Linked DNA regions of Homo sapiens: regions 2, 3 and 4 are each linked to region 1. The links are chromatin contacts, found by Hi-C or POLR2A ChIA-PET in ENCODE. All regions are on one chromosome and are shown on one strand. The core of a region is the stretch at or near the end of the contact, and the rest is flanking DNA. Distances in the headings are between cores, read along the strand shown. Region 1 holds the start of IQGAP2 (IQ motif containing GTPase activating protein 2). Region 2 holds the start of ENC1 (ectodermal-neural cortex 1). Region 3 holds the start of ANKRD31 (ankyrin repeat domain 31). Region 4 holds the start of WDR41 (WD repeat domain 41).

The links. Hi-C counts contacts between places; a loop is a spot of excess contacts on that map. ChIA-PET counts read pairs that join two places held with the same protein, here RNA polymerase II (POLR2A). Pooled maps may share reads with other maps.
Region 2: a loop to region 1 is called in a map of natural killer cell, with 5 times the contacts of the local background. The contact joins the promoter of ENC1 here to the promoter of IQGAP2 in region 1. A Hi-C loop is called at or near these places in 1 of 168 maps with a recorded cell type or tissue (natural killer cell), 4 of 37 single-sample maps with no recorded cell type and 7 of 50 pooled maps.
Region 3: a map of naive thymus-derived CD4-positive, alpha-beta T cell shows a loop between it and region 1 (3-fold over the local background). The contact joins the promoter of ANKRD31 here to the promoter of IQGAP2 in region 1. A Hi-C loop is called at or near these places in 1 of 168 maps with a recorded cell type or tissue (naive thymus-derived CD4-positive, alpha-beta T cell), 1 of 37 single-sample maps with no recorded cell type and 7 of 50 pooled maps. POLR2A ChIA-PET finds 5 or more read pairs at or near these places in 2 of 52 experiments (activated CD4-positive, alpha-beta T cell and activated CD4-positive, alpha-beta memory T cell).
Region 4: a map with no recorded cell type shows a loop between it and region 1 (12-fold over the local background). The contact joins the promoter of WDR41 here to the promoter of IQGAP2 in region 1. A Hi-C loop is called at or near these places in 3 of 37 single-sample maps with no recorded cell type and 9 of 50 pooled maps. POLR2A ChIA-PET finds 5 or more read pairs at or near these places in 3 of 52 experiments (CD8-positive, alpha-beta memory T cell, H1 and activated T-cell).

What each region holds. Positions count from the first base shown.
Region 1 is chr5:76,401,446-76,404,765 of GRCh38, forward strand. It overlaps IQGAP2 (IQ motif containing GTPase activating protein 2), which reads left to right and starts at 1,840. Exons shown (of 36, transcript NM_006633.5): 1 at 1,840-2,146. The coding sequence starts at 2,101. RefSeq lists silencers at 1,522-1,871, 2,042-2,151 and an enhancer at 1,805-2,305.
Region 2 is chr5:74,639,188-74,642,507 of GRCh38, forward strand. It overlaps ENC1 (ectodermal-neural cortex 1), which reads right to left and starts at 1,541. Exons shown (of 3, transcript NM_003633.4): 1 at 1,120-1,541. It also overlaps a transcript of HEXB not described here. RefSeq lists enhancers at 990-1,349, 1,811-2,526, 2,527-3,240 and a silencer at 1,390-1,649.
Region 3 is chr5:75,235,310-75,238,629 of GRCh38, forward strand. ANKRD31 (ankyrin repeat domain 31) reads right to left here and starts at 1,569. Exons shown (of 26, transcript NM_001372053.1): 1 at 1,274-1,569. The coding sequence starts at 1,377. LOC124901006 (a long non-coding RNA gene) reads left to right here and starts at 1,729. Exons shown (of 2, transcript XR_007058823.1): 1 at 1,729-2,057. RefSeq lists an enhancer at 1,290-1,459 and a silencer at 1,510-1,809.
Region 4 is chr5:77,490,490-77,493,809 of GRCh38, forward strand. WDR41 (WD repeat domain 41) reads right to left here and starts at 1,827. Exons shown (of 13, transcript NM_018268.4): 1 at 1,681-1,827. The coding sequence starts at 1,731. RefSeq lists an enhancer at 1,289-2,212 and silencers at 1,333-1,552, 1,993-2,132.

The sequences.
Region 1 (3,320 bases), core at 590-3,089:
ACTCATACGAAAATTGTTATGTGTAAATACTTAATTGTTAACACTTGACAAATGCAACAACAGAAATGGAATGAACTTTAGACATCATTTAATTCAGCATCTCCTGACATGCACGAAAATCCCCTTCCACATTTCTCCTTTGGGTGAATATCAATTGACAGGGTGCCGAGCCTCAAATGTGGCCATTTCGCCTCTGAATTGTTCTTAGACTGAGAGGCATCTGCTTTTTAAGAAAGGAAAACTCCATTCATCCCATTCCAAACAGGTGAGAATCTAATGCCATCAGGGAAAAAAAAAAAATATTTTGCTATCCCGTCTGAATTGAGAGTTCCCTGTGTACAGTTTACGTCCCTGTGAGCATCTACCACTCACAGAGCCACCCTAAGCACGCTCTGCAGTGTCAGCATCACCTGGCAGTATGCTAGAAATTAGAAATGCAAATTCATGAGCACCAGCCCAGACCCATTGAGTCGGAAATTCTGAGGGTGGGGCCCAAGAATGTGAGTTTCAACAAGTTTGAGAAGGACTGCGTCTCCTATATGAAATGGAAAACAGCTGCTCATCCTCTGTATCCTTGCATAATAAAAAATGATTAGTGTCACTATGCCACCATTTCCTCAGCGAAATAATTTCCATCCCCCCACCGCCTCCGAGGGTCTTGCACTCTCACCCAGGCTGGAGTGCACTGGTGCAATCACAACCCACAGCAGCCTTGTCCTCTCGGGCTCAAGCAATCCTCCCACCTCAGCTTCCTGAGTAGCTTGGGACTGCAGGCGCAACCACCACGCCCGGCTAATACGGCTAATATTATTTTTTCATTTTTTGGAGAGACGGGGTCTCGCTATGTTGCCCAGGCTGGTCTGGAACTCTTGGGCTCAAGGGATCCTTGTGCCTCGGCTTCACAAAGTGCTGGGATTACAGGCGTGAGCCGCCGCGCCCGGCTCTAAATAATTTCTTATCGCCCTCCCTCAGTTTGTTTTTCCTGTTATCGGGTCACCCACACATTCCACAATTGTCAAATAGGTGAGGGCACAGGTACGGAAGCGTCCCGCATTCCCTCCAGATTTTATCACGCTGAGACACAAAGAGAAAAATAGCTCCTGGCGACCGCATGAAAACCCCGATTTCAAAACAGCCACATGCAGTTTAATTTCCTTAAAAGCTTAGCCGGAAAAGGTTTCTGTGGCTTGCGACCCCAGCTGGGCTTGAGAGAAGGCTCTGCACACTGGGGCGGGGGCGGGCACAAGGTGATCGGAGGGAGGGGGATGACTCGCAGTTGTGTTTTGAGTGGTTGCCTTGGGTTATCTTGTTCCTCCAGCACACACACACTCAGTTTCTTGTCATAAGGGGAACCCTGTTATTTTGTAGACAAAAAGTGACAGAAGCAACTTTCGAAGCAAAAAAAAAAAAAAAACAAAAAAAAACAAAACCAAAAAGACGAAGAAGAAGAACAAAAGTCAACGTGAAATCTCCCCAGAGGAAAAGGAACCGCGCTGTTTGTCCCTCAGTAACTGAGCAACACCCCGGACACGAAGGGCTCCCTGTGACTTCTGCGGTTTTTCTTGCACTTCTCCGCGTTGGTTCACTTCCACCCTCGAAACTCTCCAGAAGCGAGAAATAAGGCGGGGTGGCCGCCACCCCCAGGCCACCAGCTGTGCGGGGGCCCCAGCTGCAGGGGGTCCCGGCCCAGCGTCCCTCTCGGCCCCTTCCCTCTCCCCCGGGGGAGAAGGGGCGGGTCCACGCGGCCTGGGCGCTGCGCCCGACACGCGGTAGGGGTCGCTGCGTCTCGGCGCGCGCTCCCACCGCGGTGAATAACGGGGCCTGGCTGGAGGAGAAAGGAAACCTGCTGCGGGAGGCGGCGGCGACCGGCCAGGGAGCGAGGGAGGAGAGTTCACTTTTACTTCAGTGTCAGCGCGCGGCGGCCGTGGCTGGCTCTGGCGAGAGAGCACCGAGGGAGTGGGTCGCAGATCTTCGGGCGGCTAGGGGAAATCGGCGAGAGGCGGGATCCGAGCGCGCCGGCGGGGCGCAGAGCCCGCGAGCCTGGCCAGCGAGGGTAGCCGCGGGGGGCGCGCCCCGGGCGGGCCCCCGGAGACGCGCAGGATGCCACACGAAGAGCTGCCGTCGCTGCAGAGACCCCGCTATGGCTGTAAGTGCGCCGGGCGCGCGGGGTTCCTGCTGGCCTTGGGGAGCTCCCTCCCCGAGGACGGCGTTGGAGAAGCCGAGGGAGCCGGTTGCGCGGCGCAGAGGAAATTGGAAGGCAGCAACTGCGCGGCTGGCAAAGTTGGGAGCTGGAGTTGCAAAGGGCAGTGAATCGCGTCCCCCCGCTCCTCCCGCCCCCCAATTCCTAATATCCAGCTGGCAACCCAGACCCTCCACTCCGCATACCCAAACGGGGTGCGCGGGCAGTGCGGGGATTGCGCTCTGGGACAGACCAGGTTGGGATTTTAGGGGTATCAGGTGAGGAGTCCGCGGAGCTCCGGGTCGCCGCCGGCTTGGGCCAGGGGGTGGCGTAAGGCACCGGATTCTTCCAACCCAGAAGGGGAGGAAAGTTTGTTTGCTGTGGCTACAGGTGGGCACCGCAAGTAGGGCGCCGGCGCACTCTGCTAGTGCAAAGCCGGCTTGACTGGAAGGGCGGGAGTCTCCTCCTGTCCCGCGCCCTCGAACTTCACCTGACCCGCTAGAGCCATTGGCCTCACAGGTGTAAGTCCCTCCCCTCTGAAACCCCCCAACCCCTTTCCCCCCCGCTCCCCTCGCGCGGGAGGATTGCTGTGTGGAGAGGACGCGGCACTAGGCTCCGGGGAATCCGGCGGGAGCCCGCGTGACTTGAACGAGATGGTGTCGATTACCCAGCCAGGGGCTGCCCTCGGAAATAGGTTGCTTTGGCCGATCGTGAGTGGATGGAGCCAGATTAACACCAACCACGTGGCTTCATGTGCAGAGTTCAGAGTCCTAAACATGTGCCAGGAAGCATTTCCTTTAAAACAAACAGAAAGTTGGCCTGCTGTCTCTCCAAGGTGGCCCTGTCAGTGAACCCAAGGCCGAAGACCACAGGTTAATCTTTGCCCAGGCTGGCCTTGGTGGCAGAGGTACCAGGTTTGGGTTAAGGTGGTGATACCTTCAGCAGGGTGTTTTGTTTGTGTGTGTGTGTGGTTTTGGATGGTGCGTAAGGCCACTGACTTGCTTAACTGAAAAAGGGCTCCTCAACTTGTGTAGGTTCTTTCCCCTCCTCCCCGCTGGCGTGTCAAAGATGGGAGGTTATCTTTCCTGTGTTACCCTTGCAGTGAGGGGGAGGCCTGAGGACTACAGCCTCTGTACTCTAA
Region 2 (3,320 bases), core at 291-2,790, 1.8 Mb before region 1:
CCAAGAGGAAATACTTGCTTTCTGGTTTAAAACTGTGCAAACCTCAAAATATCAGCAGAAACCATGTATACAAGTCACTGAACACACCTTCAACATAAAATGAATCATCTTTCGAGCATTTTTAAGCCCCCAGAGAAATCACATTTGCATACCAAGTAAGTGGCCAAGAAAATGCACACATGTACTTAACCTACGTCTGCAAAGAAGACAGAGAAAGGGCTGCTATTACTGTGAACATCAAAAGGGCTTCAGTTACAGTAACTTCAGTTCACTTCATGCTCCTAACTCAGGCTCTCTGCCTCCAATGCTTAGCGTCCCGCACCCTTCTCCAGGTTTTGAACCTGATCTCAATCCAATCAAAAGAGAAACTAAGCAGATTTTTTTCTGGGCATTTACATTACCGGTAACAATAGAACATTATAAAGATCTTGTTAACAAAAGTAGCTTCTTGCCAGAGTCTTTTTATTAACACTTGCAACGCTATTTAACAAGCTGGCCATGCCTGTGTGACACCAAACCGCATGTGGATAAATTCAGTGTTTCATCTCCAGGCCCACCAATTCCTATCCTTTGTAACTAATAATGTTAACACGACAGATCAAGAAACTAGTTTTTCAGAAAGCAGTTTTCATTCATTCTCTATAGACATTTCCGCCGCAGTGAACATGCCCGCACTCAGGGTGTCTGTGCATGGCCCCAACTTTCCTCCAAGCCGGGGAGGATGCAACGTGGGCCAACCATCCCGCGCGCTCGGCCCTGGAGGCTGCGGGGAGCGACGCAGCGCGACATTCACCCCCAGGAAAGCGCTGCTTTCCGCAGAGGAGAGAGGCTGACTGTATCCTTAGCTCGGCTCCTCGCTTCCCCAGCGGCTCGCCCCAGACATTGCACCGCGGAGGGGAGGCCGGTCGACCTCTCCGGCGATGCCCGGCTTCTGCCTGCTGTGGGAGGGCAGCGGCGGGCACCGTGATCTCCGCACCGAGAAGAGCTCCCCTTGCCCTCTAGTCGAAGCTCCCGAGTGCTCGGAGCACGCTCACCCCTCGCGAACACACCCCTGCAGCCGAAGCAGCCCCTGAAGCCCGCAGCGCCTGCAACAGGTCCGGGGCAGTGGGGGAAACTTACAGCAGTGGCGACTGGCCGCAACGCACAACTGAGTTCTAGCGACGGTCACGGGCAAGGAGGCGACGAACCGGTCGTCTCAGCCCAGGGAAGCGGTGGCGAATGCCCCGGAGAAAGGAGGGCCAGCCGGGGAGAGGACTGCGCCCCGAACGATGGCTCGCGGACCGGCTACCGATGGCGTTCGCCTCCGTCTGTCGTCCCCACGCCGCGGACCCGGTGTCCAGGACCCGCAGAGCGTCTCCGGAGCGCGTCACGGTAGGGCAGAGCAAGCCTGCCACTGCAGGCGCCGCGGAAGGAGGCGGGCTGTGCGCTCGGGGGAGGGAGCTAGAAAGCGCCTTGTGTGCCGGCGGCCGCCAGGCGTCTGGACCGGGTCTCCGCAGCGCCACCGCCGCACCGCCTCCTCTCCGGCTGCCAGAGCAGTCTGCGCCCCGCCGCCGTGCGCCCCGCTATAAGTGGCGCGGCGGGGAGGGGAGGGGGCGCGTATGCAAAGAGACCGACACCGGGGGAGGGAGGAAGCGCATTAGCGCGGCCTGTGGTGTAGGAGGAGGAAGAGGAGGAGAAGGAGTGGGAGGAGGAGAGGAGCTAGAGAAGAGCGTGTCGGGGGAGTTAATCGGGAGAGGAAGCGGGAGAGGGGGGCTGCGGGGAGTGCAGAGAGACAAAGCGGACGCACTGTCTCAGCCGCTGGCAGCTGCAACCCCGGGAACCGAGAATAAAATAAGTTTTCCCGGGTTCGAGTGTCTGCGCCTCTTTGGGCCAGCCTGGTTAATGGACAGCCCCGGATCTGAGGGACCCACCTTAGGGGAGCGCAGCCCGGGGCTGTGCGCTTGGTGATGCCAGAGCCCGCGAGATGCTCTAAAAAGGGCTGCAAGGGGCGAGCTGGGTATCCGCAGGACAGGCCCTGGGCACGCATAGACAGCGCCTTGGGTAGGACACCCAGAGTGGGGAGAGATAGTGGCAATGGACGGGCAAAAGTCTGGACAGTTTAGGGACACTCGGGTTGAGCAAGCCAGGACGTTTAAGTTTCTTGCTGGCAGAGAGCCAAAGAGACTCCAGCCCCAGGCATTTCCTATGTGTCCTCCCTCCCCACTCCCCAGTGGGTGCGGCACCCCCGGCTGGACTCTGCCCTAAGCCAGGCGACTGCAGGGGCAGCCGGGGCGCAGTCCTGCGGGGCGCGCACCACGTGCTTTTCAGCCAATCGCCGCGGCCGCTTGATTCAAAGTGAACTCCTCAAAGCAGCAGCCACGCCGCCTCCTCTCCTAGCGATTAAGCCTCCATCACCTTCTCCTGTTTTTTATCGCTCGGTGGTGTTAGTTTGGAGTTCAGTAAAGAAATGGCCCAGCACACACACACGTTTAATAGTCCCGCGTGTCAGGAGAAGGGAAGGCGATTCGAAAAATAATCTCGCGTGGTGATCACTTTTACGAATCCCATTTATCTTTGCAACTAGAGGCTTGTCTTTCCACTGGGAGTTAAAATATCTGTCTTTTATTCGGTATTTGGAGCTAAGTCTATAAATGAACGGGATAGATGACCGGTCCAGCCCCCTTGTTTTACAGGTGGGGAACCGAGGCCCAGGGAGATGTGAATTGCCTGGCTCGTAGTCACTTAGCAACAATGTCCCAGCTCTGCAGCTCGAGAGTGAGGGCCCCACGACAGAGTTTATTCCGTCCCCGGGTCCCCGCGTCCCCAAGCGCCCGCGCTTCGCCTCCCAGCTTGCTTTAAAACACTAGGCGCAGGAGCGATTTAAACTGGCTAAGGAGGCCCCACATGGCGCTTCCAGAGTCCAGACTGCTGAAACCAAGACTGTCAGTTCTTCATTCTAATTTCATTTTCCTTTATCCTTGTTCCTTCCTGGTATTTGCGCCGAGAAATTTCGCTCCTTGCAAACAAAGAAAGACAGTGCCCTCTGAAGTCCTTTGTTAGCATTAACTCGGCAGCCTCACCACGAACCTTTCAATATATATATTTTTTAATGCAGAGTCTCGGCTTGAGGCTGATTCACAGAGACAGCCCGGATCAATTCATGTCAAGAACCACGTATGGAGAGCCAGGGGGGCTGCGAGGTTAGGAGAGGGCTGGCAAGCAGCACCCAGGTTCTGAAGCAAAGACCAGACAGATGGAAACTCTGTAGACTCCAGAGATAGGTGCTGAAAAGATGGGAGGCGGAAATGTGTAACTATTGCACATATGTCTTTTTAAAACAT
Region 3 (3,320 bases), core at 319-2,818, 1.2 Mb before region 1:
ATTTTGGCTCATAGCAACCTCTGCCTGTTTCTCATTACAACCAAAAACTCCGAATGAATATTTTTTAAAAACTACTCGAGAACCTTGAAAAGTAAACAATAGCAGGTAGATTGGGGACTGAAGTTGAAATCTTAATAACAACCCATTTATTGACGAGTTTCAGTTTGTTTTCGGTTTTTTGGTTCTTTTTTGTCTTTCAGCTTTGAACCATCCAGTGGGCACAGACAGTAAACCTATTTTTATCCAGAAGACCAAGGAAAATGACCCCTGCATGCCAGAAGGTATAGGACAAAGCCCAGGGCTTTATGTTGCTTTCTCTCTCACCTCCCAGCCCTGCCCCAAGGCTGGCCCTAGCCTCAGAGCAGACACCAACCATGGCAACTGGGGAACATAAAACTCAAGAGAAAGTGTCTACCAGAGGAACTGGGAAAAGGGATCGGTATTGCCTGAAAAGTGTGGACAGAATCCCCCTTTTTTCTCTCTTTTCTTAACTCTGTGCTAAAGGCTGTCCCCCTTGTAAGGAACTGCTGTATAGTGAAAAGGCTAACACTCAAAGAAACCTGTCTTTCTGATCATATGAACTGGCAAGTGGGTATGATGAGGAAAGGGGGCAGGAGAATCCTGGAGAAGAGAGAGAGGGAAAGGAGAATGACCTAATTCTGTGTACGATCCAACTTAAGTCCCAGACACAGCCCTGAGCACATATGAAGCAGACCTAGTGGCCTCATCCCTGCCCTCTTTTCCCTGTGTCTAGCACAGAGAATATGTTAGAGAAAGGTTTCGATAACCTGAAATACCGACTTTTTTGGATTCGTATAAAACTATTCGTTTCCAGTTTGGCAGGGACCAGTTTCCCCATCACACATTCTTTTCTTGAGAGAAACTGTTACCCATTTTCCTAGAACTGAGCTACGAGTCTCTTGAAGCAAAATGAAGTCTCCTGAAACAAAATGCAGTTAAGTTCAGACCCAAGATCTTTTTTGCTTGTGCAAAAAGACTTAAAGCCCCCAAAAGGAAAGCCTTTTGAAAAATGCTATAAAGCCACCTAGTACAAACCTCATTTTATCCCTAGCTGGTTGGGGGTAGGTGGGAACAGACTGTGTTTGCTTATTTACAAGCTCTCAGCTCAGGCACGGCTGCCCCACAAGGCTCTGATCCTGCCCACAAGCACATGTTCTGGTCACGATCTCCACTCAAAACTCTGACCCCCTCAGAGGGCACCTGGGCCGCCCTGGCGCGAGGGTTCAGGCACTGTGGCCCTAATGATGGTCACCTTCTCCAGGGCAGCTCCTTTTCTTCCAGGTCGCTCTCCGTCACTGAACCCTCTATCACAGTTTCATCACTGTCCCAGTCTGGGGCCTGGACGCCTTCCTCCATCTTTGCCTCACATTCAAAGTCTTTTTTACCCTCCTCTAACTCCCTCTTGCCCGCAAACAAAAAAACGCTTTGAGGGCCAGGGGAAATTGTGAATTAAAAATAAAAATAATATAATCGCAGCAGGAGCCGGGACTTGTCGCAGGGCTGCTGAGGAGGACGCAGGCGGCCGCGAGCGCGGCGGGGTAGCAGTCTGCGAGGCGGCCCGCGGGTCCCGCCGCTCGTCGCAGACAGGGGGCAGCCGCTCGCCACACGACGGAGCCCTGCGCAGCGCTCGGCCCCGCCCCCAGCTCCCGTGGCCGGAAGTGGGAGGCCGCGCGCGCGCGCGCAGGCCTACTCTGGGCGTGGCCTGCCGCTGCGTGTTTTTTTCACGGTTTCTCATTCTCGGTCGCTAGGCTTTGAGGGTGCTGGGGTTGCTGCTGCAGAGACCAGAAAGGCAGGCGTGGCGCACCCAGAACTCAGACCGAGCCTGCTTAACACCCTTGGCCGGGAGGGTGACCTGCCATGCACCTGATGCTTGTGAGCCCCAGATACGGGAAGAGCTGTCAGCTCCTGCCCGCCCCAGCAGCCCTGGCATTCTGGAGCCAGAATGCGACCTTAGACCTAAAGAGAGTTTTTGCAGCCCACCAAGTGCTTCCTTTCCCTTTAATCCCTTGACAGCCTCTCCTCAAGTGTCCTCTGAGGTAGACAAAACAGATACGTTTATCAGAAGTTTTAGCTCATCAACTAATCTCAGTGATGTATTTTGCATTTTTTTTTTCTCTCAACAACGCTTTGGTTACCTGAAATACAGATTATGCAGGAAAGGCAGGATAAATGCTTTATTTTTTCCTCTTTTATCAATTTTTATAATAATAGTAATGCCTAGCAACCTCCAAAAGTAGTCAATTGCGTTTTAATGAAGTACTAGAATTTTATATATTTGATGTGTTTCAGTCTAGTTGAACATTTTTAATTCAAACTAATTCAAAACAAAGCCAAGTGAGCTTCCACTTGCCAAGTGAGAAGAAGATTCAAGAAAAGACCAAGTTGTTTTCCCATAGCAAGTGTTTAGTATTCACCTTGGAGTCTCCAGCATCTAGCACATATAAAGTCTAAGTTTTGTCATAAATGGATGGAGCTAGAGATTTCTGACTTCCCAATTCATTGCCCTTTTCACTATATGGAGTAGCTTTGCCATTATTATCATTATTATTATTTTGTGTTTTTACTATGTATATTCAAGCCACTGCTATTTAAAATGCTTGATTGGTGATTATCTTCTAAACTTAACTTGAGGCTGGGGGTGGTGGCTCTACCTGTAACCTCAATGCATTGGAGGCCGAGGCAGGAGGATTGCTTGAGACCAGAAGTTCAAGACCAGCCTGGGCAACATGGTGAGACCCCTATCTCTGCAAAAAATTTGTTTTTAATTAGCAGGGCATGGTAGCATGGGCCTGTAGTCCCAGCTACTCAGGTTGAGGCGGGAGGATCGCTTGAGCCCAGGAGTTTGAGGTTATAATGAGCTATGATTGAGCAAACGCACTCCAGCCTGAGCAACAGAGTCATACCATGTCTCAAAAAATAAAAAAATAAACTTACTTGAATAAGTAACTTACTTAAATAAAATTCCTCGCCTCAACTCTGTAAATTAGGCAGAGCAATAATAAATATGCAAAGAACTAGACCTCTTTTTTATTTTTTTTAACAGTAGTCCATTTATACCCTCCGTGTCTAAATCAGACCTAAATTCCTATCACCTTTCCTGCTCACCCACTGTTTAATTAATTCATTAGCGCATTCTTCTGTGTTGCCCAAGCTAATCTCCAACTCCTGGGCTCAAGCTGTCCTCCCACCTCACCCTCCCAAATAGCCGGAACTACAATCTCATGCCACTATGCCCACTTCACCCATTCTTTTAATTATCCAACTCTGCTTTCACAGGAATTGGGGGATGCATACCCAGT
Region 4 (3,320 bases), core at 577-3,076, 1.1 Mb after region 1:
ACAATCATAGGTTCCGATAATGTACAAATTCACAGCAGTTATACAACTCAATTAGATTTATATGAAGAAATATATAAATTTAAAACATGCATAAATGTTTTCCAAAAAAAAAACCACCACCACAAAGCATTGATTTTGTATTTATTCTGTCTTCCTTCTAGAAGAGATTGTGGTGAGAAATTTGAAAACTATATAAACTGCTTCTCCTCCAATGAAAACTTGCCAGGAATGGGAGACCTGGTTAAGCAAATAACATGATTAACCAAAGAACCAGGTTAAAACAGAATTATCCAAAATGTCGTATATACCATATATGGCTATTCAATAATCCACAATCTCAAGGATTTAGGATTAATCTGAAATAAGAAATTTTTAAAAACAGACAATACCGTCAACTGCAAAGACATGCGGAAGTTAAAATTGAGAAGACTGCCTACTCTCAACAATCCAATTTCTTACTTTTAACAATCTAAACAAATACTTCTTATGAGAAATAAAATGCAATTCACAAATTCTGTTCTTGTCAGGCCTCTGAGCCCAAGCTAAGCCATCGCATCCCCGGTGACTTGCACATATACGCCCAGATGGCCTGAAATAACTGAAGAATCACAAAAGAAGTGAAAATGCCCTGCCCCGCCTTAACTGATGACATTCCACCACAAAAGTGAAAATGGCCGGTCCTCGCCTTAAGTGATGACATTACCTTGTAAAAGTCCTTTTCCTGGCTCATCCTGGCTCAAAAAGCTCCCCTGAGCACCTTGCCCCACTCCTGCCCGCCAGAGAACAACTCCCCTTTGACTGTAATTTTCCTTTACCTACCCAAATCCTATAAAACGGCCCCACCCCTATCTCCCTTCGCTGACTCTCTTTTCGGACTCAGCCCGCCTGCACCCAGGTGATTAAAAGCTTTTATTGCTCACACAAAGCCTGTTTGGTGGTCTCTTCACACGGACGCGCATGAAAGTTCTTGTGTGGCATACGAAATAAATTTGGGACCTCAAAATTTCCAAGACTGCAAAAATTATTTTATTCACATTTCAAATGTAAATTTCATTACACACGGTCTATTCAATTATTCGGGCCCATGAAGAAAGTGTGACTATGAAACCAAAAACAGCAGTTAATTAGAAAATCATGTTCTTGACCTTGAAGCAGATTACTTTTTAAAAATAATTATATCCTTTTTCGGTTGTTGGATAAGTAAATTAATTTTATATTCCCTGACCAAGTATCAGTAGACGCCAGGAAGAGACACCAATTCAAATAAACCAAAAGTGGAAAGCTGCGGTCACAACTCGTTCGTTTCTAGCTAAATCGTATACTTTTTAAGTGGAAATGAAGATAGTTTCGGTAGCCAGAAGCCCTAAGTTGTCACAGGTCCCAATAGGACTGCTGACCAGCTGAGCGTCCCTGAGCCAGGATCTCACGATTCAGCTAGCCGTGGGACGGGGCCGGGGGTCTGCAGCTCCAGGGTGCGCCTGGGGTCCCGCCGGGTCTGAGGAGCTCCGGCTCCCGCGCCCTCCGCCCCCACCGTCGTGAGAACAGCGCGTGGCACGAGCTCAGCAGCCAGCCCCGCCTCCGCCCGGGTCCCCGCGGTCGGAACCCAGGAAGGCCGAACCGGAACGAAGCCGCCCCTCCAGCAAGCTCGACGGACGCAGAGCAGACCCACCCGGGGTTTACCTCGGCCAGTCCCTGCGGTTCTCGGCCTCCCCCGATCAGCCATCGCAACATCCGGGCAGCGGCGGCGTCTTGCCCGGTCCAGCCCCAGTCAGCCCAAACTCCGCCCCAGGCTCGGCCTCCTCCTTCCTCCCCGGCTGCAGCGCAACTGAGACGCTAATACTTCCCGCCCCAGATCAGCCCACGGGCCGAAGGAATGCAGACCACAGTTGAGGGAGAATTTTTGTCCCCAAAGCGCTCCCGTACCCAGCCACGGAGGCTTAGTTTGGGCAGTCGCTTGGGGTGCGGCGGCCGACGGCGGGGGCGGCTGCGGCGATTGCGGGGCGCGCGCTGCTCCGAGTGAGCACGCGCGGGAGCGCCGCCGGGTAGCGCACGGAGCTTAGGTAGCTCGAGCGGCCCCTGGTGGACGCGCGCGGAGCAGCAACCCGACCCCGGCGAGCAAGCGCGCACGAAGAATAATGCCCCTCCCTGTGACATGGCTTTAGTATCCTCCACTTCCTAGGGTACCAGGAAATCTCCCCTGCTTTCCCAAGAGCTTGCTGAAGAAGGTGTACCGCAGTAGACTTCTGCATCCAGACAAATCCAGTGGCTCATGTGTACAGCCGAATAAATCCGGCCAACATTTACTGTGTGCTATAGTACAGCTACTGTGCTAAGGCTTTACATAAATCCTCATGGTAAACCTATATCCTCTATTTTACACATCAAGAAACTAAAGCTCTGAATGATTAGGTAATTTGTCTAAAGATAACAGCTAGGAAGTGGCTACATTGGTAGTGTTCTTGACCGTATGCTATATTAACATAGAATCTCCCTAAAGAATAGAAGGCAGTTCATATACCTTTTTTTGACTACTACATTTTCTTAGGTAGTCAAAGGGCTGTGGTTATCTATGCTGACTGCATATCAGAATTACCTGGGTAGCTTTTGAAAATGTAGATTCCTGGCTTCCACCTCAGACTCATTAAAATAATCTTTGTGGTTGGGACGTAGGAATCGGGGTTTTGGGAAGGCTCCTCAGGTGATTCTGATGAGTAGCAAGGTCTGAAAATCACTGGTCTAGGAACTACTTATACATATCATGTTTGCAAAAGTATAAATATATATATTTGCATATGTATTAGGTTCAAATAATCCTCCTAGCAGTAAATTGTTGTAGGGAATCTACAAATGTCCCAACTAATGCATTAATTCAGCAAACATGTATTGGACACAGATGCACTAGAGAAGCAGAAAGGAATCACATAAAATGCTGCTCTGGAGGGACAAGGCATAATGTCCCAGTCACCAATAAGAGAGAGCCATACATCCCACTTTAAGCTAAGTTGGTTGTGAGCAGCTACACAAACTTACAGTCCCTCTGGAACTCGGATCTCCTATAATTCATCTTTGTATTCCTTTTGAGTGCACTCGGCAAGAACACACTCCCAAGGATCAGGAGCATGTTGCCTTCTGTGTGCTAGCCCCAAATTGCAGTCTGCATACAGTTGAAGACAGACCAAAACAGAGACTATCCCCTGGGAAAGAGGGACTTATCTTTAAGTAAAACAAAACTCAGAGACATCAGGAGTTCAGTTCTGGAAGGAATATCTTCACGTGAGACAATGTGGTTGCCCAAATAGCCTACATTTTATTCTTCTGAT